Regions from separate parts of the Homo sapiens genome. Here regions 2 and 3 are each linked to region 1. Evidence: read pairs that join two places in POLR2A ChIA-PET (ENCODE). Cell type or tissue: CD4-positive, alpha-beta T cell. All regions are shown on one strand.

Region 1 (8,000 bases):
GTGCTTACATTTCATACCTCAGTAAGAAATGCAAAGTATTTATTTCTTTCAGACGATAAATGTATTATTCTATTATTTTCATTAAAAATTAGGTAGTAATCAATTAGTCATATGGGATTAGTAATCAAGAAGTCATACTTCTAGGAGGTACCAACTTTCATCTCATAAAATTTAGCATTAACCAGCTGGGTGCAGTGGCTCATGCCTGTAATCCCTTGGGAGACCAAGGCAGGCAGATCACTTGAGGTCAGGAGTTCAAGGCCAGCCTGCCCAACATGGTGAAACCCCGTGTCTAATAAAACTACAAAAATTACCTGGGCATGGTGGTGCATGCCTGTAATCCCAGCTACTTGCGAGGTTGAGGCAGGAGAATTGCTTGAGCCCGGAAGGCGGAGGTTTCAGTGAGCCGAGATCGCACCACTGCCCTTCAGCCTGAGCAACAGAGCGAGACTCCATCTCAAAAAAAAAAAAAAAAAAAAAAAAAAAAAAAAAAAATTAGCGTTATCCTCACAAATCAAGATGATAGGATATAGAACAGAGGTATTTACTGTAACAAAAGTACCCTGCAAAAAGAGGAACTGATGCTTTCATAAATCTATGTAACTCATCAATTATCTACCACATTTTCTTGTAAAAATGTATTCATTTTCTACAGTCAAAATGGAAGAGAGGTTTTTTTCCTTTTTGTTTCCCTGCTAGCACTCTAAAAACTAAGCCTTGGAATACCGTTGGACATCACCCAGCCATAAAAAACACACCTGAGTAAATTCCTAAACTAAGTCTGGGAAAGAAAAAGGTAAATGAGAATTCTTAATAAATGGAATATATGATTAGATATTATTTTTCTCTGAAACTCACCTCTTTTATGCTCTGTAAATATTTTCTTAACTTTTAAATCATACTAATAAAATGCAAGTTACAGTTATAAAACTGAAATCAAAATAAGTGAACAAATCTTTTCAAGGTGACAAACCCAGGGAGTGGCGGGGCTGATTAGAAAACAGATGTGTCTGATGAGTTCATGGCCTTTGCAGGGACATGGATAAAGCTGGAAACCATCGTTCTCAGCAAGGACAAAAAACCAAACACCGCATGTTCTCACTTATAGGTGGGAATTGAACAATGAGAACACATGGACACAGGAAGGGGAACATCACACACTGGGGCCTGCTGTGGGGTGGGGGGAGGGGGGAGGGATAGCATTAGGAGATATACCTAATGCTAAATGACGAGTTACTGGGTGCAGCACACCAACAGGGCACATGTGTACATATGTAACAAACCTGCACGTTATGCACATGTACCCTAAAACTTAAAGTATAATAATAATAAAAAAAAAGAAAACAGATGTGTCTGACTCATGTGTCAAGTCAGGCCACCCAAACACTAGATTCTCCTACCCCATCCTGCTCATTTAAGTGCCCAATGACCACCCTCTCTGTAGACACTGCCCTATGCCTCAGTGACTACTCCAAGTGCATTTCATTTTGCAAGTTCTTGTACCATCTCACTGGGGTCAAGTTTGATTTTTTTTTTTTTTTGTCTTCTGGAATACTATTTTTTCTTTCACAAATCTTAGAGAATCCAGGGGGCAGAAATTATTTCTGAGTTTTCCTCTCAATACCAGCATCTGATTGGCTGACCAGCAATGTACCTCTGAGAAATGGAAGTCGGGTTGAGTGAACACAATCTTAATGCCTCAAAGGGTTAGCTTTCCAAAGGAAGGGTATACCAGGAGATTCCTCTCAGCCCCAGGGCATCCACCTGCTCCCTTGAGAGGCTACACTCCAACCTCAGATTGTCCTCTGTCTCCCATTCCCAGATACCCAGAGTTCCATTCCAGGCCAGGAGCTGAAATTTACTAGAGATTCTAGCATACACAGCCACAGTTGATATCTTGATTTATCCCCAGACAGTACTGAAACCCAGGACCAGGAGAAAACCGAAAGGTGGCTGAGGACACATCACCCTGTAAAGTTTCCAAAGGGAAACCTTGACCCAAAAACATTCTGATAAGATCTCTGCGCCTAGGGAAGATAAAAGGAAAATAGGCACAGACTTTTTTTTACAATACAGTGTCAGGGGATTATTTTTTGTTTTCTTCTCATTGGAAATATTTTCAAACAGCAAACAATTTGTTTAAAGTGCCACCCAATAATTTGTCAACAATGATTAATTAAAATACAGTATCTAAAATGTACACTAAAGGACAAATAGTTGATAATGTGAATTAGGGAGGGGAAGCTGGGATTTGGGAATGTCAAAGGAAACTGGAAATTTAGCATTTTACTGAAAGTCAGTTAGGCTAAAAGAATGGGGAATAGGGAGTAGTCTTGAGACCCTGCTTGAGACACGTGAAAGTTGCAGGGGAAAATCTGTCCCCTGTGGAGTGTGAAAATAACTAAATGGCAGGCAATTAGACTGAGGTGGCTCTAGTCCCAGGGTTTTTACTTTTTAAAAAATCTAACTCAAATGCTTTTTTTTTGTAAATTACTACATTGGGGAAAACAAAATTTAGACTTAATCAACCATGAACTGCCAATTAAGCTCTGATTACGTGACCAGAAAATTTCCACCTTCATCTAAAACTAAGAAACTACGTAACTCTACCTAACCAATTATTGAGTTTGCTTTCCTTTATCATGCACCTTCTAAAAGTCTTTTCTTCAAGCCCCTCCCATGGAAAATAAACTACAAACCACAGCTGGGTGCTCTATAATTCTTCAATTACTCTTTGATTAAATTCTTTAACATTTTTGTGGTGACTTCCATAGATTTTTAAGAGAAAAAAGATGGACTAGGAACCCCACAGACTAAAGCTTTTCCCATTCATGAACCCCGCATCCCGAGTCAGGATTCTCCCCTGATGACCCTCCCGGCATCCCTGCACAATCGGGGAGAGATGCCGCGCTGCGGGTGCAAAGCCGCCCGGAGAGGGCTCCAGGCCAGGGCACAGTCACTGAGCAGGGAGGAGACAGGACGCCCAGGGTCCCGGCTGTCAGCCCAGCCGCCATCTTACGGCTGAAGGGGACTGAGGACCGAGCTGCGCCAAGGAGAACTCGGGGCCGCGGGGGACTGAGGGCCGAGCTGCGCCAAGGAGAACTTGGGGCCGCGGACTTTGGAGGCCCGAGTCCAGCCACAGCCACTTCCGATCGGTTCCAACCAGCCCCTCCCCCTCTCTCGGGATGTCGGACCCAGCACTCTCACCATTTCTAGGTTTCCAGGGAGTCCCGGCGTCTTAGCTGTGGATCTCCCAATATCTGCAGGTCACAGGGACACAGAGGCTGGGCCTCTAGGAGCAGAGGACACTGAGCAGTGAGGAGGAGAGCAGGAGCTCCGGCTGCAGCCAGAGACAAAGGCCCCGCCAAATCCCGGAAGCCGTCCTGTCCGCTCCAGCTGCGTGCCTGATTGGACGGTTCCCAGCCCAGCAGTCCTGATTGGATAACGTTTGCTGCCCTGCTCCCTCAGGCCCTGAGTGACAGAAGCTGTGCTCAGATGCTGGGCTGGAAGAAGATAAAGTGAAACCTAAGCTGCAGCCTTTTCAGGCAGGGCTCCTCCCTGAGTTGAGCCAGGTCCACCCCAGAAGGCATTTGCATTTAACCTGTATATAAAGTCATATGCATTTATAAATAATATATTATGTGGCTATTCACACATGAAAATAATATAACAATTATTTTAAAATTCCAGATTTTATGCCCTTTCTGAATTCTGGTCCTTTGAGCAGGCCGATTGAGAGTTTAAAAAGGAGGCAATCCTCTGAAATAAAACGTGAGCCACATGTGTATTCTAAATTTTCTAGCAGTCAAACTTCAAGAAGGAAGAAGAAGGCCAGGCGCGGTGGCTCACGCCTGTAATCCCAGCACTTTGGGAGGCCGTGGTGGGCGGATCACGAGGTCAGGAGATCGAGACCATCCTGGCTAACACGGTGAAACCCCGTCTCTACTAAAAATACAAAAAATTAGCCCGGCGCGGTGGCGGGGGCCTGTAGTCCCAGCTACTCGGGAGGCTGAGGCAGGAGAATGGTGTGAACCCAGGAGGCAGAGCTTGCAGTGAACCGAGATAGTGCCACTGCACTCCAGCCTGGACGACGGAGTGAGACTCCGTCTCAAAAAAAAAAAAAAAAAAAAAGGAAGGAAGAAGAAACAGGTGGAATTCATTCTAACCATTTAATTAACCCACTATATCAAAAATATTATATTAATATCTGAGCAATATGTAATTATTAATAAAGTGTGTATATTTTTGGAACTAAATCTTTAACTCTGTATTTTACCTTTCTAGCACATCGCAGTTCTGACCAGCCACATTCCGGACACCCAGTAGCCATACATGGCCAATAGCTGTCACATTAAAGTGCAGCTTTGACAACAGGGGTTTGAAGGGCCTGAACATTCCTTTTCTGCCAGAGGTGAGGGAAGAGCCTCTCCCTACCAACATCTCTCTTCAGTTCTGAGGTGGAACAGACCGTGGCCATAAAAAGAGCAGAGGACAGCAGGAATAAAATAACCTAAGGTTGTTAAGAATTAATGTAATTAATATGTATATAATTAAAACTACTAGATGTATGAAAAACAATTCTGCATAGAGAATGTATAAACAAAAGTAAAATATGCTTTTAAGGAAGAAAGTTAGAAACATTTTATCTAGTTTGAAATTACTTAATGATTGTTTCAAATTGAAAAAAGAAAAAACCAAAAATATAATATAAAAAGTTGAAAAATTTATTATAATAGACTATAAAATATTTATGAAAATCTACAGTAGCCAAAAATGACACATTTGATGGATTTATTTATAAGGTTTTATTAAAGTTAGCTTTAGTATTAATAATACAGTAATACAAAAGTAAAAGTTGATTTTCTTTTGAACAAAAATTTTACATATCAATATGACATAGTACAATATTTTTGTCCACCTTTTGAATAAATTTTAAAATAAAGAAAGTAAAAAAGAGAATTTTTCTCATGCAGTCTTTCTCAGGTTTTTTGACTGGAAAACTGAATCTCCTGTATCAAACAGTAAATGATTTTGTTTTTAAAATCTTTTAATTATCACTTTGGATAAATAAATGACTATTATTTTATGGTGATCTGTGGTCCTATTTTAGTGAAGTGTTTTAACCCTATGACATATTTGACAGGCTTCCCAACATCAAATTTTGCTTTAAAAGTGTCTTTTTTTTACACCCCAAACTTTTGGATGCTATAGAGTGTCAATGCAGCATGCAAAAGAGTGATAAACAGGCAGGGGGAGGCGGGCAGATCACCAGGTCAAGAGATGGAGACCATCCTGGCCAACATGATGAAACCCTGTCTCTACTAAAAATACAAAAATTAACTGGGCATGGTGGTGAGCGCCTGTAATCTGAGCTACTCAGGAGGCTGAGGCTGGAGAATGGAGAATGGCTTGAACCTGGGAGGCAGAGGTTGCAGTGAGCCAAGATCGCTCCATTGCACTCCCACCTGGGCAACAAGAGCAAAACTTCGACTGAAAAAAAAAAAAGTTAACTTACATGGAAGCATTATCAAAATAAAAATAATGTTTGCCAGGCGTGGTAGCTTATGCCTGTAATCCCAGGACTTTGGGAGGCTGAGGCAGATGGATCACCTGAGGTCAGGAATTCAAGACCAGCCTTGCCAACATGGCAAAACCCTGTCTCTACTAAAAATACAAAAATTAAGCCAGACGTGGTGGTGGGTGCCTGTAATCCCAGCAACTCAGGAGGCTGAGGCAGGAGAATCGCTTGAATCCAGGAGGCAGAGGTTCCAGTGAGCTGAGATTGTGACATTACTCTCTAGCCTGGGTGACAGAGCGAGATTCTGTCTTAAAACTATATATATATATTTGACCTCCTTCGACTTATATTTTAATAAATATGTTATTAATATTTATGTCAAAATTGTATGAAATTTCTAAAACTCTAATGTATCTGAGTATACGCTCTTATTCATAATTATGGTTATTATGATAAATTATTGTAGGCAACAGATATAATCAATTTCTTTTAATTTGTTTCTTTATAACCATGAAAGTCATTTCCACAGTTAATGGCTTAATTCTGATGTAGTTTCTAAAAACTTTAAAAGCATGAAAAATCCTAGAGTACTGTGTATTCAAGGAGGTTCATGAAAAGATGGAAAAGGCCCAGATGAGTTGAGCACAGATTTCTGATAACGTTAGAATTATATTGTTTGAATTAGGTAAAGATTGTGAGAATTTGGCCAGGCACGGTGGCTCATGCCTGTAGTTCCAGCACCTTGCATTTCTGTGGGATCAGTCGTGATATCCCCTTTATCATTTTTTATTTCAACTATTTGATTCTTCTCTCTTTTCTTCTTCATTAGTCTGGCTAGCAGCCTATCGATTTTGTTGATCTTTTCAAAAACACCAGTTCCTGGATTCATTGATTTTTTGAAGGGTTTTTTGTGTCTCTATTTCCTTCAGTTCTGCTCTGATCTTAATTATTTCTTGTCTTCTGCTAGCTTTTGAATTTGTTTGCTCTTGCTTCTCTAGTACTTTTAATTTTGAGGTTAGGGTGTTGATTTTACATCTTTCCTGCTTTCTCTTGTGGGCATTTAGTGCTATAAATTTCCCTCTACACACTGCTTTAAATGTGTTCCAGAGATTCTGGTACATCGTGTCTTTGTTCTCATTGGTTTCAAAGAACATCTTTATTTCTGCCTTCATTTCGTTATTTACCCAGTAGTCATTTAGGAGCAGGTTGTTCAGTTTCCATGTAGTTGAGCGCTTTTGAGTGAGTTTCTTAATCCTGAGTTCTAATTTGATTGCACTGTGGTCTGAGAGACTGTTTGTTGTGATTTCCATTCTTTTGTATTTGCTGAGGAGTGCTTTACTTCCAATAATGTGGTCAATTTTAGAATAAGTGCAATGAGGTGCTGAGAAGAATGTATATTCTGTTGATTTAGGGTGGAGAGTTCTGTAGATGTCTTTTAGGTCCACTTGGTCCAGAGCTGAGTTCAAGGCCTGAATATCCTTGTTAATTTTCTGTCTCGTTGACCTGTCTAATATTGACAGCAGGGTGTTAAAGTCTCCCACTATTATTGTGTGGGAGTCTAAATCTCTTTGTAGGTCTCTAAGAACTTGCTTTATGAATCTGGGTGCTCCTGTATTGGGTGCATTTATATTTGGGATAGTTAGCTCTTCTTGATGCATCGATCCCTTTACCATTACGTAATGGCCTTCTTTGTCTCTTTTGATCTTTGGTGGTTTCAAGTCTGTTTTATCAGAGATTAGGATTGCAACTCCTGCTTTTTTTTGCTTTCCATTTGCTTGGTAAATATTCCTCCATCCCTTTATTTTGAGCCTACGTGTGTCTTTGCACGTGAGATGGGCCTCCTGAATACAGCACACTGATGGGTCTTGACTCTTTATCCAATTTGCCAGTCTGTGTCTTTTAATTGGCGCATTTAGCCCATTCACATTTAAGGTTAATATTGTTATATGTGAATTTGATTCTGTCATTATGATGCTAGCTGGTTATTTTGCCCATTAGTTGATGCAGTTTCTTCATAGTGTCGATGGTCTTTACAATTTGGTATGTTTTTGCAGTGGCTGGTGCCTGTTGTTCCTTTCCATATTTAGTGCTTCCTTCAGGAGCTCTTGTAAGGCAGGCCTGGTGGTGACAAAATCTCTTAGCCTTTGTTTGTCTGTAAAGGATTTTCTTTCTCTTTCACTTATGAAGCTTAGTTTGGCTGGATATGAAATTCTGGGTTGAAAATTCTTTTCTTTAAGAATGTTGAATATTGACCCCCATTCTCTTTTGGCTTGTAGGGTTTCTGCAGAGAGATCCACTGTTAGTCTGATGGGCTTCCCTGTGTGTGTAACCCGACCTTTCTCTCTGGCTGCCCTTAACATTTTTTCCTTCATTTCAACCTTGGTGAATCTAACGATTATGCGTCTTCGGGTTGCTCTTCTCGAGGAGTATCTTTGTGGTGTTTTCCGTATTTCCTGAATTTGAATATTGGCCTATTTTGCTA
Region 2 (8,000 bases), 240 kb before region 1:
AAAAGAACCTAACTGGGCCTTTAATAACCTCCTTTTGCAGGCTCCATATTAGCCTTAGCTTAGAGTCACTGGGCTGAAGCTTTAATTTCCATGTCAGAGGTATTAACTTGGTTTTTGAAAGTAAGTGTTTAAAAAATCCAGCAAAATTACTCAAACACAGTGATCATATAAGGGGAAGACATTTTAAGGTGTTTACATTTTATACCTCAACAAGAAAAGCAAAAGTATCCATTCCTTTTAGATGATAAACGTATTATTTTATAATTTTTATTAAAAATCATGTAGTAAACAGTCATATGGGAACGCTTCTGGGAGGTACCAAGTTTTACCATATAATTCAGCATTAAACTCAGAAATCAAGATAACAGGACATAGACTAGAGATATTCACTGTTACAAATGTACTCTGCATAAAGAGGAACTGATGTTTTCACAAATCTAAGTAACTCACCAATTATCTACTACATATTCTTGTGGAAAAGTATTTATTTTCTACAGCCAAAATTAAAAAGAGATTCTCCCTATTTTTTTCCTTGGTTAGCATTCTAAAAGCCAAGACTTGGAATTCTGTTTGATCTCACCCATAAAAGACACACCCGAGAAAATTCTTAAACTCATTCTGGCAAAGAAAAAGATAAATGAGAATTTTTAACAAATGGACTATATAATTAGATATTATTTCTCTCCCTGAAACCCACCTTTTTGTAAATTTTTTACCTTTCAAGTTTTACTAATAAAATGCAACTTACAATAAAAAACTGAAGTCAAAAAAAGTGAAGAAATCTTTTCAAGATGATAAACCCCCAGAGAGTGGCAGTGCTGATTAGAAAACTGATGTGTTTGACTCGTGTCAAGTCAGGCCACGATCCCTTGATTCTCCCACCCCATCCTGCTCACTTAAGTGCTCAACGACCACCCTCTTCGGAGACACTATACCTCAGTTACTGCTCCAGATGCATTTTAGTTTGCAAGTTCTTGCACCATCTCACTGGAGTAAGTTTTTTTTAGTTTTTTTGGTACACTATTTTTTCTTTCACAAATGTTAAGAGAATTCAGGGGGAAGAAATTATTTGTTTTCCCCTTAATACCAGCATCTGATTGGCTGACCAGCAATCTGTCTCCAAGAAATGAAAGCTGGATTGGGTGAAGACAATCTTAATGTCTCAACGGGTTAGCTTTTCAAAAAAAAAAAAAAAAAAAAAAGTGTGGCCAGCGTGGGGTGCCTCACGCCTGTAATCTCAGCACTCTGGGACGCCAAGGTGGGCGGATCACTTGAGGCCAGGAGTTCAAGGCCAGTACAGCCAACATGGTGAAACCTCCTCTCTACAAAAAACACAAAAATTAGCCAGGTGTGTCGGCGTGCACTTGTAATCCCAGCTACTTGGTAGGCTGAGACTGGAGAATCGCTTGAACCTGGGAGGCGGAGTTTGCAGTGAGCCACGATCGCCCCATTGCACTCCAGCCTGGGCGACAGAATGAGACTGTCTCAAAAAAAAAAAAAAAAAAAAAAAAAAGTGCACCAGGAGATGCCTCTCAGCCCCACGACATCCACCTGCTCTTTTAAGAAGCTACACTCCATACCTGAGACTGTCCTATGGGAGAAAATGACCCAGGAGCTGATATTCACTAAACATTGTAGCAGACATAGCGATTGTGGGTATCTTGGTTTATCCCCAGACAGTACTAAAACTCAAAACCAGGAAAACACTGAGGAGTGGCTGAGGAAACAGCACTCCATAAAGTTTCCAAAGGGAAACCTTGACCCAAAAACATTTTGGTAAGATCTCTGTGCCTAGGGAAGATTATTTTAAAAAGAGGCACAGAGATTTTTTTACAATACAGTGTCAGGGGATGATTCTTTGCTTTCTTCTCCTGGGAAATATTTTCAAACAGAAAAAAATTTTTCTAAAGTGCTATCCAATGCTGTGTCAAAAAATGATTAATTAAAATACAGTATCTAAAATGTACACTAAAATAATGTGAATTAGGATGAGGAAGTTGGCATTTCGGAATGTCAGAAAAAACTGGAAATTTGGTATTTTACTGCAAGCCAGAGTTAGGCTGAAGGAATTGGGGGTGGGGAGTAGTCTTGAGACTCTGCTTGGGCCACATGTGAAAATTTCAGGGGAAAATCTATCCCCTGTAGAGTGTGTACACAATTAAGTAGCAGGCAATTAGACTGAGGTAGCTCCAGTCCCAGGGTCCCCATTTTTTAAAAAAATCTAACTCAAATTGGCCGGGCGCGGTGGCTCACGCCTGTAGTCCTAGCACTTTGGGAGGCGGAGGCGGGTGGATTGCCTGAGCTCAGGAGTTCGAGACCAGGCTGGGCAACACAGTGAAACCCAGACTCTACTAAAATACAGAAAAGTTAGCTGGGCGTGGCGGCGTGCGCCTGTAATCCCAGTTACTTGGGAGGCTGAAGCAGGAGAATTGCATGAACCCGGGAGGCGTTGGTTGCAGTGAGCCGAGATGGCTGCCATTGCACTCCAGCCTGAGCGACAGTGTGAGACTCTGTCTCAGAAAGAAAGAAAAAAAAATCTAACTCAAACTTTTTGTAAATTACAACATTGAGGGAAACAAAATTCAGGCTTAACCAACCATAAACTGCCAATTAACCTCTGATGACATAACCAGGAAATGTCCACCCTGAATTTACAAATTAAGAAACTACATAACGGTACCTAACCAATTATTGGCTTTCTTCATCACACACCTTATAAAAGTCTTTCCTTCAAGCCCTTCCCATGGACCACAAACTACAAACCACAGCTGGGTGCTCTATAATTTGTGAATGACTGTCTGATTAAATTCTTTAATATTTTCGCGGTGACTTCCATACATTTTTAATAGAAAAAAGGAGGGTCTGGGAACCCCATGGACCAAAGCTCTTCCTAGTCATGAACCCTGCATCCCGAGTCATCGAGGAGAGATGCGGCGCTGCGGCAGCAGAGCTGCCCAGGGAGGGCTCCAGGCCAGGGAACGGTCACTGCGCAGGGAGGAGACAGGACGCCCGGGATCCCGGCTGCCAGCCCAGCAGCCATCTTATGACTGAAGGGGACTGAGGGCCGAGCTGCGCCAAGGAGAACTCCTGGCCGCGGATTTTGGAGTCTACTGCAGGGAGGCCGGAGTCTCGCCACATCCACTTCCCACCAGTTCCAACCAGGCCCTCCCCCTCTCTCGGGATCTGGGACCCGGCACTCTCACCATTTCTAGGCTTCCAGGGAGTCCTGGCGTCTTAGCTGTGGATCTCCCAATACCTGCAGGTAACGGGGCCACAGAAGGTGGACCTCTAGGAGCAGAGGACATAGAGCAGTGAAGACGAGACCTGGAGCTGCGACTGCAGCGAGAGACAAAGGCCCCGCCAAATCCCGGAAGCCGTCCTGTCCGCTCCAGCTGCGTGCCTGATTGGACGGGTCCCAGCCCAGCGTCCCTGATTGGAGGATGTTTAAGGACCCGCCCCCTCAGGCCCTGAATGACAGAAGGTGTGCTCAGTTGCTGGGCTGAAAGAAGATAGAATGAAACCTAAACTGCAGGCTTTTCAGTCAGGGCTTCCTCCCTGAACTGAGCCCGGCCCACCCACGGGGTATTTGCATTTAACCTTGTGTATAAGGTCATATGCATTTATATTAATAAATAGTATAGTGTGTGAAAGGAAAATAAATTTTGCGGCCCCAAAATCACTAAGCTATAGGGAAAAGTCAAGCTGGGAACTGCTTAGGGCAAACCTGCCTTCCATTCTATTCAAAGTCACCCCTCTGCTCACTGAGATGATTGCATATCTGATTGCCTCCTTTTCCCAGGCTAATCAGGAACTCAAAAGAATGCAACCATTTGTCTTTTATCTACCTAGGACCTGGAAGCCGCCTCCCCACTTCCAGTTTTCTTTCTTTCTTTTTCTTTCTCTCTCTCTGTCTCTTTCGGAGTCTCGCTCTGTCTTCCAGGCTGGAGTGCAGTGGCACGATCCGATCTCTGCTACTGCAACTTCCACCTCCCTCCGGGGTTCAAGCGATTCTCCTGCCTCAGCCTCCAGAGTAGCTGGCTAATTTTTCTATTTTTAGTAAAGACGGGGTTTCACCACTTTGTCCAGGCTGGTCTTGAACTCCTGACCTCAGGTGATCCACCCGCCTCGGCTTCCCAAAGTGCTGGGATTACAGGCGTGAGCCACCGCGCCTGGCCTCAGAATAAACTTTCTAAATTAACTGAGATCTGTCTCAGATATTTGAGGTTCACAATTATATGGCTATTAACAAATGGAAAAAATATAATAACATTATTTAATATCCGATTTTACGACCTTCCTAGCTTCTGGTCCTTTAAGCAGGCAGCCTGAGATTTTAAAACGGAGTTAATTCTCTGAAATAAAATGTAAGCCACATGTGAATTTTAAATATTCTAGTAGCCAAACTTAAAAAAAAAAGGAAGAAACAGGTGGAATTTATTGTAACAATTTCATCGTTATATATTCTAGTTCTAGAATTCAAATATTCTAATATTCAAAATATTATTTTAATATGTGAGCAGTATGTAATTTTTCATGTAATATATATTATTGTATATAATAATATAAAATATGTATAATAATATATAATATTATGTATAATATTATACATGACCTCAAGTGATCTGCCCGCCTTGGCCTCCCAAAGTAGTGCTAGGATTACAGGCGTGAGCCACCGCGCCCGAAGCAGCGGTGCTTTTTGAGAAGGAGTTTCACTCGCACAATGTGGGCTCACCGCAACCTCCACCTCCGGGTTCAAGCGATTCTCCCACCTCAGCCTCCCGAGTAGCTGAGATTACCGGCATGTGCCATCGTGCCCGGCTAATTTTGTATTTTTAGTAGAGACGGCCTTTCTCCATGTTGGTCAGGCTGGTCTCGAACTCCCAACCTCATGTGATCCGCCCGCCTCGGCCTCCCAAAGTGCTGGGATTACAAGTGCTTTTAAGAGAAAGAGACACATCATAGGAGGATCCCATGGCAGAGAAAAGAAAAGAGGGTCTCACTTACGGAAGAAATAATCACCTATCATCTGGAATAGCATAAGACAAGCAAAAGAGATCACGACCTGACTACATCAATGAGAAGAAAAAGGCAACCTGGCTGAAAGGACTCATTGGCATCATGGAGCTACATTTAATAAGCTGCAGTGAATGGTCAGCCTCTGGGATACCAATAGTCTACCAAGAAGGCTGAACTCATTCTAATAAAATCAGCATGTCTGCACCATTCCGGTGGCATAGGGTTACAGTATCCGTTACAGAAACCCCATAAAGACCAGTGGGTACCCTTCTAGAATTGAAGTTATTGTGAAAAAGCATACCAGCGCCGGGCACGGTAGCTCATGCCTGTAATCCCAGCACTTTGGGAGGCTGAGGCAGGTAGATCACCTGAGGTCAGGAGTTCGAGACCAGCCTGGCCAACATGGTAAAACCTCATCTCTACTAAAAATACAAAAATTAGCCAGGTGTGATGGCGTGCGCTTGTAGTCCCAGCAACTCGGGAGGCTAAGGTATGAGAATCGCTTGAACTCAGGAGGCAGAGGCTGCAATGAGCCGAGATGGAGCCACTGCACTCCAGCCTGGGAGATAGAGCAAGACTCTCTCTACAAAAAAAAAAAAATAAATAAAGGCATACTAGCTTGGTGCCTTGGCTCATGCCTATAATCCTCGTGGCATGGAAAACTAGAACATGGACACACACAGAGTTAGGTTCAGAGCAGAAGTTTATAGGCAAAAGAGAAAAGAGCTCTCTGTGACAGAGAGTGTTCTTGGAGAAGTGGGTTGCTGGTTTCATGGTGAAATGCAAGGTGTTTTATAGATGATCTTGAGAAGGTAATGTCTGATGTACATAGGGTATGAAAGATTGATTGGATTAGGTGTGCCATTTGTATACGGTGCAAAAAACTGGTTAGGACTAGTTGTGCTATTTGCATAGGTGTGAAAATCTGGCCGCCCCCACCCTAATTTTTTATTATGCAGATGGATTCTCTGCCTGGCCAGCAGCCATGTTGCCTATTTCTTTAACGTTCAATGGTGAGGAAAGGGAGGATGGAGCCTCCATGTTGAACACACCTGGCTAGCTGCTGGCATTCACTAGTGCAAGCTTCCGGTTTGCTTATCCATGTTTGCTGCTCGATTTTTCAGGCTGCTTTTGGTTAAAAGGGAAACCTTGCCAGGGACTCTTTTACCCTCGCTATCTGCCTAAACAATTTCTTTCTATCTCCTGTACCACTTGCATTTTGGGAGTTCAAGGTGGATGGATCACTTGAGCCCAGGAGTTTGAAACCAGCCTGGGCAACATGACAAAACACCATCTCTACTAAAAGTACAAAAATTGCCCGGCATGGTGGCACAAGGCTGTATTCCCAGCTACTCAGGAGTCTGAGGTGGGAGGATTACTTCAGCCTTGAAAATGGAGGTGGCAGTGAGCCGAGATTACACAACTGCACTCCAGCCTGGGTGACAGAGCGAGACTTGGTCTCAAAACAAACAAACAAAAAAAAAAAAAGAGAGAGAAAAGAAAAAGCATAAAGCATACCTAATCATTTGTTATCACAGTTAAATCCCTTGAAACCAGGCAGGGTGTGGTGGCTCATCCCAGCACTTTGGGAGGCCGAGGCAGGCGGATCCCATGAGGTTGGGAGTTCGAGACCAGCCTGACCAACATGGAGAAACCCCGTCTCTACTAAAAATACAAAATTAGCCAGGCTTGGTGGCGCATGCCTGTAATCCCAGCTACTTAGGAGGCTGAGGCAGGAGAATCACTTGAAACCGGGAGGCAGAGGTTGCTGTGAGCCAAGATCACGCCATTGCACTCCAGCCCGGGCAACAAGAGCAAAACTCTGTCTCAAAAAAAAAAAAAAAACCTTGAAATTACAATGAACTTCTGCTAATTTTAGAGAATTCTGCTATACTGTACTACAATACTGAACTTTAAACAACTTAATAGAAATATTTTTTCTTTTTTTTTTTTGAGATGGAGTCTCATTTTATCTCCATCTGGAGTGCAGTGGCAAGATCTTGGCTCTACTTCAACATTTGTCTCCCAGTTTCAAGTGATTCTCTTGCCTCAGCCTTCCAAATAGCTGGGATTACAGGTATACACCACCACACCTGGCTAATTCTTGTGTTTTTAGTAGAAATGGGGTTTCACCATGTTGGCAAGGCCGGTCTGGGACTCCTGACCTCAAGTGATCCACTCACCTTGGCCTCCCAAAATGTCGGGATTACAGGCGTGAGCCACTGCGCCTGGCATAATATTTCCTGAAGGCATAAATAGTTATGTAGATAGTTTCTCTTAGATTAACATGATAAAAGTAACAAAGACAACATTTTAAATGGGATAAAATTAACCAAAATCACATTTTTTTTCAATGGCTTGGCATAATTGCCATGTTTTCTGAAATGACAGATTACTAACAAGAAGCAAAGACAAGATTTTTGCTTTGCTCAATTGTTAAGTTTTGGACCTTTTGAAATTTAAAATTCTGGCTAAACAATTTGAAGGGAGAATTCTTTAGGTGGCTTCCTAGGGTTTCCAAGGCAATACAAGAATTTTCATAGGCAGGAAAATGCATGTTATATACACATATTGTTCTTCTCTGCTTTGCTTTCATGTTTAAAAATTGAAAATTGCAAATCTAGTCTCTCAATTTAGAGTAAGTTAACAAAAGATTTATTTTTCAGCAAAGCAAATAATTGTAGAAAACTTATGGGGAACAAATGCCATTAGCTGCCAAAAACAGTATGACCGGATTCAGTAAGTATCTAGCCATGCAAATGACAGCCCAGTTAAATTAAGACCCCAAAGGTGCATGTGGACAGCATTTCCATGCAATGTGGTGCACCTCCACTGGGCACCTTCTTCTGCCTGCTTACAGAGATACCAATTTCCCCTAAGTGACTCAATGTGAATACTGGAAACTGAGAATGCTGTGTTCAGAGGGATTACTAGGAACATGGTTAACACACTTACCATATTATAATAAAATTTGATGTATCCTA
Region 3 (8,000 bases), 740 kb after region 1:
AGGAAGCCTCAGACTTAGCACTGTGAACTGGGGTGTGGGGTTACTGACATTTGAAGAGTTTCCTGCCCCTCCTGTAGATGCAATGCCAGGGCAAGAACACATTCCTGTCCCTACTTGTCCATGGTAGGGGAGAGATACTCCTTCTCCATGTTCTTAACTCCCAGTTGAAGTGGGCCTGCAACAGTGCCCTGTAAGTTAATAATTTGTTTTCTTTATGGGAGATGCATCTGTGCAAAAATGTGGGTGTTGGCCTTGTTTCTCTACCCTCAGTTCGGGAGTTTTTCCCCAGTGCCTTGTGACTCAGGTTTGGATGCTCTTTCTCTGCAGATTAGGCCTTGTGTCATATAGGGGAGATAGGAGAGCTGTGTCTCCAGAGTTGTAGCAGTGGATGGGATAGTGGTCCTTCCCCATCAGCACTGTGTGGGAGCATTCTCAGGATTCTACCCTATCTTCCCTGACAGGCCTTGTAGGGTACCTAGAAAAATTATACACAACAGTGTAAACCCTATATCTGTAGACTCCAAGGTTTCACATTCTCCTCACCCTCCCACACACAGCCACTAGGAACTAGTTCAAAATTTCTGGCTTAATTTTACCAGTTTTCATGGTTTTCAGGGTGCACATAAAACCTGGGGCCTGTGTGACCTGCAGGCTTCTGCATCCCCTGATGTTGGGTTTGTAGTCTGCCCCATGACCTCAGTTCTCTAAAGGGCTCAGGAGAAACCATCCATTCATTTGCAGTTTCTCCAGGGTTTTGTTTGCTTGTTTTATGTGTAGGAGCAACTCTTTGTCAGGTCTCTATATCTACAAACTTAACTCAGAAACTAATATTTTTAAACACATTATCATACTTTTAGTGCTCCTCTATGCTAATTGTTCTTCAGTATTTTTTATATTTGTATGTCTTTATTTTAAAACCAGGCTTAATCTAATTCATAACAATCTAATTCATAATCTTAATCTAAGATTAATTCATAATTTTAATCTAATTCATAACTGTTCTTTCATGTATTCCCTGTGTAACTTTCTTTTCAGACATTTATTGTTGTGTGTTTCAAGTGGAGGAGGTCAGATTATAACTGACATTTGTCCTTGACTACTAGACATTTCACTTCAGCCCTGATTACAGTTATACCTGAAGCCAGATCTACCCTTACCGTGTATTTATTTTACTATTCAATAAATATTAACTTATCATGAATGGCATATTTTATTACAGTTGTAGGTTTATGAAGCTGAACAATTAAATAAATAAAAACCAAATTACATGGCTTCAGGAGGGTATAATTTTTTAAGTTTTTGGTTCATTAAAACATTTTTGTCTTTTTGTGATTTGCAACCTTCAGTGATTTCCTTGAAACAGGAACCAGAGTTAAAACTGAAGTAGTAGGTGTTGGTGAGATTTTGATGGCTAAGAGCATCAGGCTCATTTTGTAACTGAGAGGGAAATTAGAACACGTCACCAGTTCGATGTAATCACAGTGCATTTGGATTAATCACCATGGCAACCCATGACTTGTATTTTAAGGGAGAATTGGAAATAAAATGACCAAGCATAAAGCTGACCCAGTCTAACATGAATCTTTGTCTTTAAAACATATCTGCGATACTCATGTAGGCAGTGTATAAATAACTTGTCAGAAATATCATTTATGCCAAGGTTCTTGAATTTTTAGGATTTTGTTTCTCCAGTAGTGTGTGTGTTACTGAGCAAAAGGGGCTTTCTATCCAAAACACCAGAACCCAAAAACTGTGGCAATGGGTTTTTCTTTTTAAGAAAAAAAAGCTTTTTATTATAATTTTTGTTTATAATTATATAATTTTAATTTTATTATGGTTGTTTTATTATAATTTTTATTTTAGTATCATTTAGGGTACAAGTGGTTTTTGGTTACCTGGATGAATTGTATAGTGGTGAATTCTGAGATTTTAGTGCACCTGTCACCTGAGTAGTATATAATGTATATATTGTACCAAATAGGTAGTTTTTTCACCCCCATCCACTCCCATCCTCTGCTTGTGAGTCTCCGAAGTCCATTATATCACTCTGTATGCCTTTGCATACGCATAGCTTAGCTCCCACTTATAAGTGAGAAATAATGGTATTTGATTTTCCATTCCTGAGTTATTTCACTTAGAATAATGGCCTCCAGCTTCATTCAAGTTTCTGCAAAAGACATTTCATTCCTGAGGTGCTGACCTTCGGTTTACTGGACACATCTCATAGACAGGGCAGAGGATGAGGGCAAGATCCCTCTAAGGCACTCCCCCACGCCCTACCACTCCTGCTCTGGAAGGACCCCTGAAGGGCACTGGAAGGGTTGGACTTCTCAGTGCAAGCCAACACCCACACCTGTGAGTACCAACAGACCCAGAGAGCAGCAGGAGCCCCTCACTTCTGAGAACCCCTCCCAGGATGTCAAGACTTAAGCCAGGGAGTAGAGAGAATCAGTCTCTCAGACCCAGAGAGGATTCAGGGAAAGGGCACAGGAGAACCCAGCCCAGAGCCAGAACACAGTTCAGCTCAGTGTGGGAACTCGCAGCATGGAGTGGATGGCCCTGCACGGCTGAAGAGACCAGTGTGAGGGGGAGTCTCACCCATTGTGGAGTCAGGCCCTTATATTAGGTGGCGAGAGGGTGAGGTGAGAGTTACAGCCCTTCCCAGCTGAGTTCTGGACCAGGGCTGGAGCCCAGGCCAAACATCCCTGGGGAAAGGGTGTGAGGCAGGAAGCCCTGAGCCAAGTTGAACACTGGGGTGCTGTCCCCGGAGCAGCCTGGGATGCCCTGACAGCACCCATGCCACAGTCTGCACACACCCCTTACTCTGAAATTAACAGCCTGTAGGGGTGTCCTCAGTATCAGAACAAGTGGGCCACACAAAGCCCTCGAGGACTCCAGGAACCCAGTTCCATGGGGTGCAGCCCTGCAAGGGCCAGATGAGCTGGGTAGAAAAGCTGACGAAGTCTTCCTTCCTTCCAGCCAAATCTGGAAGAAAGGCCCCTGGCCTGGAGCAGTGTTCCTGGTATCCAGGCCTCTGTGGGCATCCCTCAGCACAAAGACCCTCTCCAAGGGGGATGGGACGGCCCTTCTAGGACCACCGGCCCAGCTCCAGAAGCCCATGGGTAATCCCCACCGTCACCTGACTGAGCTGTCCCTGAGGCTAAGGCCCAGCAGCATGAAGGGACTCCCACAGAAACCAGGGCAGTAGGCTGCTCTCTGGCGGCACTGGGGGAGCAGGGTCTGGCTAACCTGTCCCTGGCTCAGGACACATGCCTGGAAATTAGGGTTTTCTCCTCTGCTCTTAACATCGCCTGGGTAAACCAATAATTACCCTCCCTCATGTTTCATAATTCACAACTATGTAAAAGTTGCTGGTGAGGGTGACATTTCCAGGAAGCCACAGCCCATGTCACCCCCCTGCAAAGTTGTGACCTTATCCGCGGACAGGTCAGGCGGCAGAGTTCTCCCAAAAGCGGGTGAACTGGCGCTCTGGCTGGAGGGTGTAGAGGGCAGCAGCACAATGGACAGCGTCTGGGACCTCAGGCCAGTTCCACAGCAGCTTAGGAGAGCAGGCGGCTCCCTGGGCTGGAGGAGGCGCGACGCTTTTGAGGGAAACCGAGCTGAGCAGCGGGAGATGGAGTGAGGCTGAGACCCGTCCGATTTGGGCAAAGGCGAGATGCACTTCGCAGCATCACACCCTCCTCACTGCCCAGCACCGACCTACCCCTCAAGTCCCTCTCCGGACTCAATCCCCTTAGCCAGGGTGGCACAGACTGAGGGGCCAGCGTAGGTTTGGAAGCAGAGAGGTCCACACGGCCCAGCTCCTCCCTCTGAGGCTGCGCACCACCCCCGAGCCCGGCGCTTGCTGGGACTGTAGGCCGGTAGCCCTGCGACCAATGGCCGAAAGCGGTTAAGAAACTACTCCTCCCAAGCTTGCAGTGAGCCGAGATCGCGCCACTGCACTCCAGGCTGGGCGACAGAGCGAGACTCTGTCTCAAAGAAAAAAGCAAAAAACAAAAAAAGAAACTACTCCTCCTAGCATGCCTTACGAGGCGCGCACCGCCCTCTCCAGGTATCATCACCAACCCATTCCCCTTGCATGCTGGGATTGTAGTCTCGCAGCCCTGCGAACAACGGCCGAAAGCGGTGAAGAAACTACTTCTCCCAGCATGCCTGGCGAGGCGCGCCCCGCGCTGCCCCCCCAGGTGTCCTCACCAACCCCACTCCCGTTGCATGCTGGGATTGTAGTCCCGCAGCCTTGCGACCAACGGCCGGAAGCGGCTAAGACACTACTCCTGCCAAATACCCTGCAGTAGCGCACCGCGCTATGTCTCCCTCCAGGGATCTGTACCACTCCCAATCCTGTTTCGTGCTGGGATTGTAGTCTTGTAAACCTACAACTAACACCTGGGTGCGGATAAGAGACTACAGCTCCCATCATTCCCAGCAAAGGGCCGTTCTGCACCGAGCTCTTTCAGGATTCCAGTGCAGTTCCGCCATGCGGAGGGAAGCTTGGCTGTTCACAAACCTCTCCTGCACTCGAGGAGACAGCTTGGCCGGGGCAGCTGATCTCACCTTGTCATTGTGACACGGTGTCTCCCCAACGTGCCGACTTCATGACTTGTCGTGCCCAAAGTTTACTTTCTCGCAGAACCGGTAGAGGCCAAGAGCTTCTCAGAGCTTCCGCCGCAGGGTTGCCATGGTAACGCTCGTTTCACCCCACCCCCCCCCCGCCGGGTCGACCCCACCCGTTCCCACTGAGGGGCCTCTCCTTTTAGCCCCACCCTCTATTGTTCCTCCCCTGGCTACATGCGCAGTGCTGCCCCTTGGTCCGGCGACGGAAGCTTCCTCGTGAGTGTCCTAAACCGTTGTTTGCTGCCTCATGTGAAGGTGCCCAGTCTCTGGTAACCTGGCACTTCACTTTTGAAAACCACCTTTTTTTCGGTCTCCCTTTGCTCCCCAGATGCACCTATTGGACCCCGGGCTGGCTGCATGGCCGGCGTCTGGGTCAGGCCTCGCACACAGACGCTCCTGTCACTGTGATAAAGAGGAGAAAATGTCCCAGGAGAAAGGGACATTTTGCGAGCCACATCCACCACTTCTCTGCCCCCCCACACAGGCTGGTTCCCAGGCCCCGGGGTCCTGGTGTGGACCTGCCTGCCGTAATTAACGCAGGTGCAGGACCTGAGCGCCTTGGTCCCTCCCAACACGTGAGAGAAGTTTGTGTGGTGAGGTTTGGACAGTGTCTGTGTTTCTGCCCTGAATAGGGTTCCCTGGAAAAACTTTATCCCTTTTTAAATACTCCCTTTGGTACCGCTTTTAAGACTTTGCCGGTGGAACTTAACAGTGATCATTTTTTTGAATCCATTTTTATATTTGCTTTTTTAGATTAACTCTTAAGTACTCCACGCTTCTGAAACGGGCGTAGGCACAGCGTCAGTTCTGTACAGTGCGGACGCAGCAGGACAGAATCTCCCTGGGCATCTTTCTGGAGCATCAGTTTTACTGCAAGATTTTAAGAAACAAATTTAATTGATTTCCAAGTTAAGAAATTAAACCTTGAAAACTAGACTAAAAAGTCATCTGCACCTGACGTAACAGACTTTCTGCAGGAAGAAAACTCTAAGGAGAGCATATTGTCCATTATTATAAATAGTGAAAATGAGAAATCATAGCAAGTCCCTTGAAAACCCTGCCCTGCCAGTCTTCTAATAGGGCCTTGGTATGGTTTTATGTGTATTTTCTTTTTGAAGTGTGCTCACCTTTTGAATATACAAATTTGGGGTTTTGACCAAATTTTGCAAGTTTTCGGCTATTGTTTATTTGCTTTTGTATCACATTTAATTTTTCTGTCTCTCCCTCTCCTTCTCGGACTCAGTCATTCCACAGGTCTCCAAGGCGCTTTTCATTTTCTTCAAACTTGTTTCACTCTTCAGATTGGATGATTTCTATTGCTGTCTTCTGTTTCTACTGTTTATAAACTCAACGGTCTTTTTAATTTTTCATTTCATTATCTCTCTATTCCATTCTTTTCATCATTTCCATTTCTCTGCTGAGGCTCCACATGAGTTAATTCATTATGAGGATGTTTTCCTTTATCCCCATGAACATACTATACTTATAATAGCTGCTCTCAAACCCTTGTCTGCTGATGACATCGTCTTGGACATCTTAGAATTAGCTTCTGCTGCCTGCTTTTTATCTTGTGTATAGATTACATTTTAACGTTTCTTCACACATTTCATGAATTTTAATATTGTGTACTAGAAATTATAAATAGTAGTTATAGAGACTTTAAATTCTGTTGTATTCCTTTGAAGAGCATTGTTACTTGAAGAGGGGTTAATCTGACTGGATTCAAACAGCAATACCTACCTCCCCTACAGTGGACACAGTTGAAATCCTCATTCGGTGAACACACACACGCATGTATTGTATATAGTTGTGCATTTCTGTGTAACTATATATATTTTATCCAGATTTTCTCGTTACCTGTGAGAGTGTTCAACAAGCTACTCTAGCATTACTGAAAGTCAGAACCTCAGTTTTGTTTGCTTATTGGATTTGAATACATAATGCCTTTGTTTTCTTTTGTAACATTTTTCAATTTGAAGTCTTATTTTGTCCGATATTAATATAGGACAACCCAAATCTCTTTTGCTTATTATTTGCATGAAATATCTGTTTTTCTCTTTTCACTTTCAACCAGTTGTGTCTTTCAGTCTAATGTGAGTCTTGTACAAACATGATAGTTGCATCATGTTTTTTAGTCTGTTTTGCTGATCTCTGCCTTTTAATTTGATAGTTCAATCCATTTACATTTAAAATAATTATTCATAGGTAGATTTCTGTCATTTTGCTATTTGTTTTCTGTATACCTTACGTCTTTTTATTTTACATTTTCTACATTATTTTCTTCTTATGTATTGGGTTAATTTTTTTTAGTAAAATATTTTAACTTTTTATTTCCTTTGTGTATATTCTATAGCTTCTTTTTGTGATTACCATCATGGTGATGACATTTAACATCAGAATTTATTTATTTTAATTGCTGCATAGTACTATATTCAATTATATGAACATAGTATAATTTTTAAATCTATTCTACTTTTGATAGTCATCACTGGGATATTTAATATGACTTATTTTTTAGATGAGTATCGAGTTTACATAAACATTGAGCGGAACATACAGAGTTCCCATATATCCTCTCCCCACACCCAGCTTCTCCTCTATTATTAACACCTTACATTAGTGTGGCATATTTGTTACTCTTAATGAACTAATATAGAAAAGTTATTAACTAAAATCTAAAGTTTGCATTCGAATTCATGTTTTCTGTTTTACACTCTGTGGATTTTGACAAATGCATGATGACATGACATGTATCCATTATTGCATTATACAAAATAGTTTTATTGTCTTAAAATATCCACTGTACTCCATCTATTCATCTCACCCCTTTTCCCCCCAAACTTTTGGAAAGCACAGGTCTTCTTACTGTGTCCATGGTTTTGCCTTTTACAGAATGTCATATAGTTGGAATCCTATAGTATGTAGCCTTTTCAGACTGTCTTTTTCACAGCCATATGTATTTAAGGTTCCTCACGTCTTTTCAAGCCTTGACAGCTCATTTTTTTAAATCAGTGAATAATGTTCTGTTGTATGCTTGCACCACAGCCAGTTTATTTATTTACCTATTGAAGAACATTATTTACCTATTAAAAACATTATTTACCTATTGAAGACCATCTTGGTTGGTTCCATGTTTTGGCAATTATGTATAAAAGTGCTCTAAACAGTCACCTGCGGAGTTTTGTGCAGATGAAAGTTTTCACCTCTTTTGGATTAAGGCCAAAGAGTGTGATTGCTGGATTGTATGTAAGTGTGTTTCTAGCTCTGTAAGAAACTGGCAAACTGTCTTCCAAACTAGTCATAGGACTTTGCATTTTCACCAACAAGCTCTTGTTATTCTACATCCTCACCAGCATTTAGTGTAG

What was found. ChIA-PET counts read pairs that join two places held together with the same protein. Peaks named below come from ENCODE experiments on the same cell type or tissue, not always from the same donor. Only the 100,000 strongest peaks of a DNase experiment are listed, where the experiment ranks them.
Region 2: POLR2A ChIA-PET joins it to region 1 with 19 read pairs; 11 of 35 experiments call an interaction of 5 or more read pairs at or near these places.
Region 3: POLR2A ChIA-PET joins it to region 1 with 18 read pairs; 4 of 35 experiments call an interaction of 5 or more read pairs at or near these places.

Annotation. Positions count from the first base shown.
Region 1 is chr7:64,661,493-64,669,492 of GRCh38, reverse strand. ZNF107 (zinc finger protein 107) reads right to left here and starts at 3,360. Exons shown (of 4, transcript NM_001282359.2): 1 at 3,208-3,360. The coding sequence starts at 3,210. RefSeq lists enhancers at 3,033-3,152, 3,173-3,322, 3,473-3,622. In CD4-positive, alpha-beta T cell, no CTCF peak of the experiment used is centred here; DNase peaks (open chromatin) are centred at 2,622, 2,982 and 3,462; H3K4me3 peaks cover 2,443 bases; H3K27ac peaks cover 2,956 bases.
Region 2 is chr7:64,898,623-64,906,622 of GRCh38, reverse strand. It overlaps ZNF273 (zinc finger protein 273), which reads right to left and starts at 3,350. Exons shown (of 4, transcript NM_021148.3): 1 at 3,204-3,350. The coding sequence starts at 3,305. RefSeq lists enhancers at 3,096-3,205, 3,236-3,295, 2,610-3,482, 3,696-3,745, 3,766-3,815 and 1 more. In CD4-positive, alpha-beta T cell, no CTCF peak of the experiment used is centred here; a DNase peak (open chromatin) is centred at 3,442; H3K4me3 peaks cover 1,662 bases; H3K27ac peaks cover 280 bases.
Region 3 is chr7:63,922,556-63,930,555 of GRCh38, reverse strand. LINC02848 (long intergenic non-protein coding RNA 2848) reads right to left here. Exons shown (of 7, transcript NR_186803.1): 7 at 5,354-5,505. LOC124901653 (a long non-coding RNA gene) reads left to right here and starts at 2,642. Exons shown (of 2, transcript XR_007060341.1): 1 at 2,642-4,702; 2 at 5,389-8,000. It overlaps LOC105375318 (a long non-coding RNA gene), which reads right to left and starts at 4,651. Exons shown (of 4, transcript XR_007060342.1): 1 at 4,576-4,651. RefSeq lists an enhancer at 4,210-4,269. In CD4-positive, alpha-beta T cell, no CTCF peak of the experiment used is centred here; DNase peaks (open chromatin) are centred at 4,155 and 4,465; H3K4me3 peaks cover 2,168 bases; H3K27ac peaks cover 1,649 bases.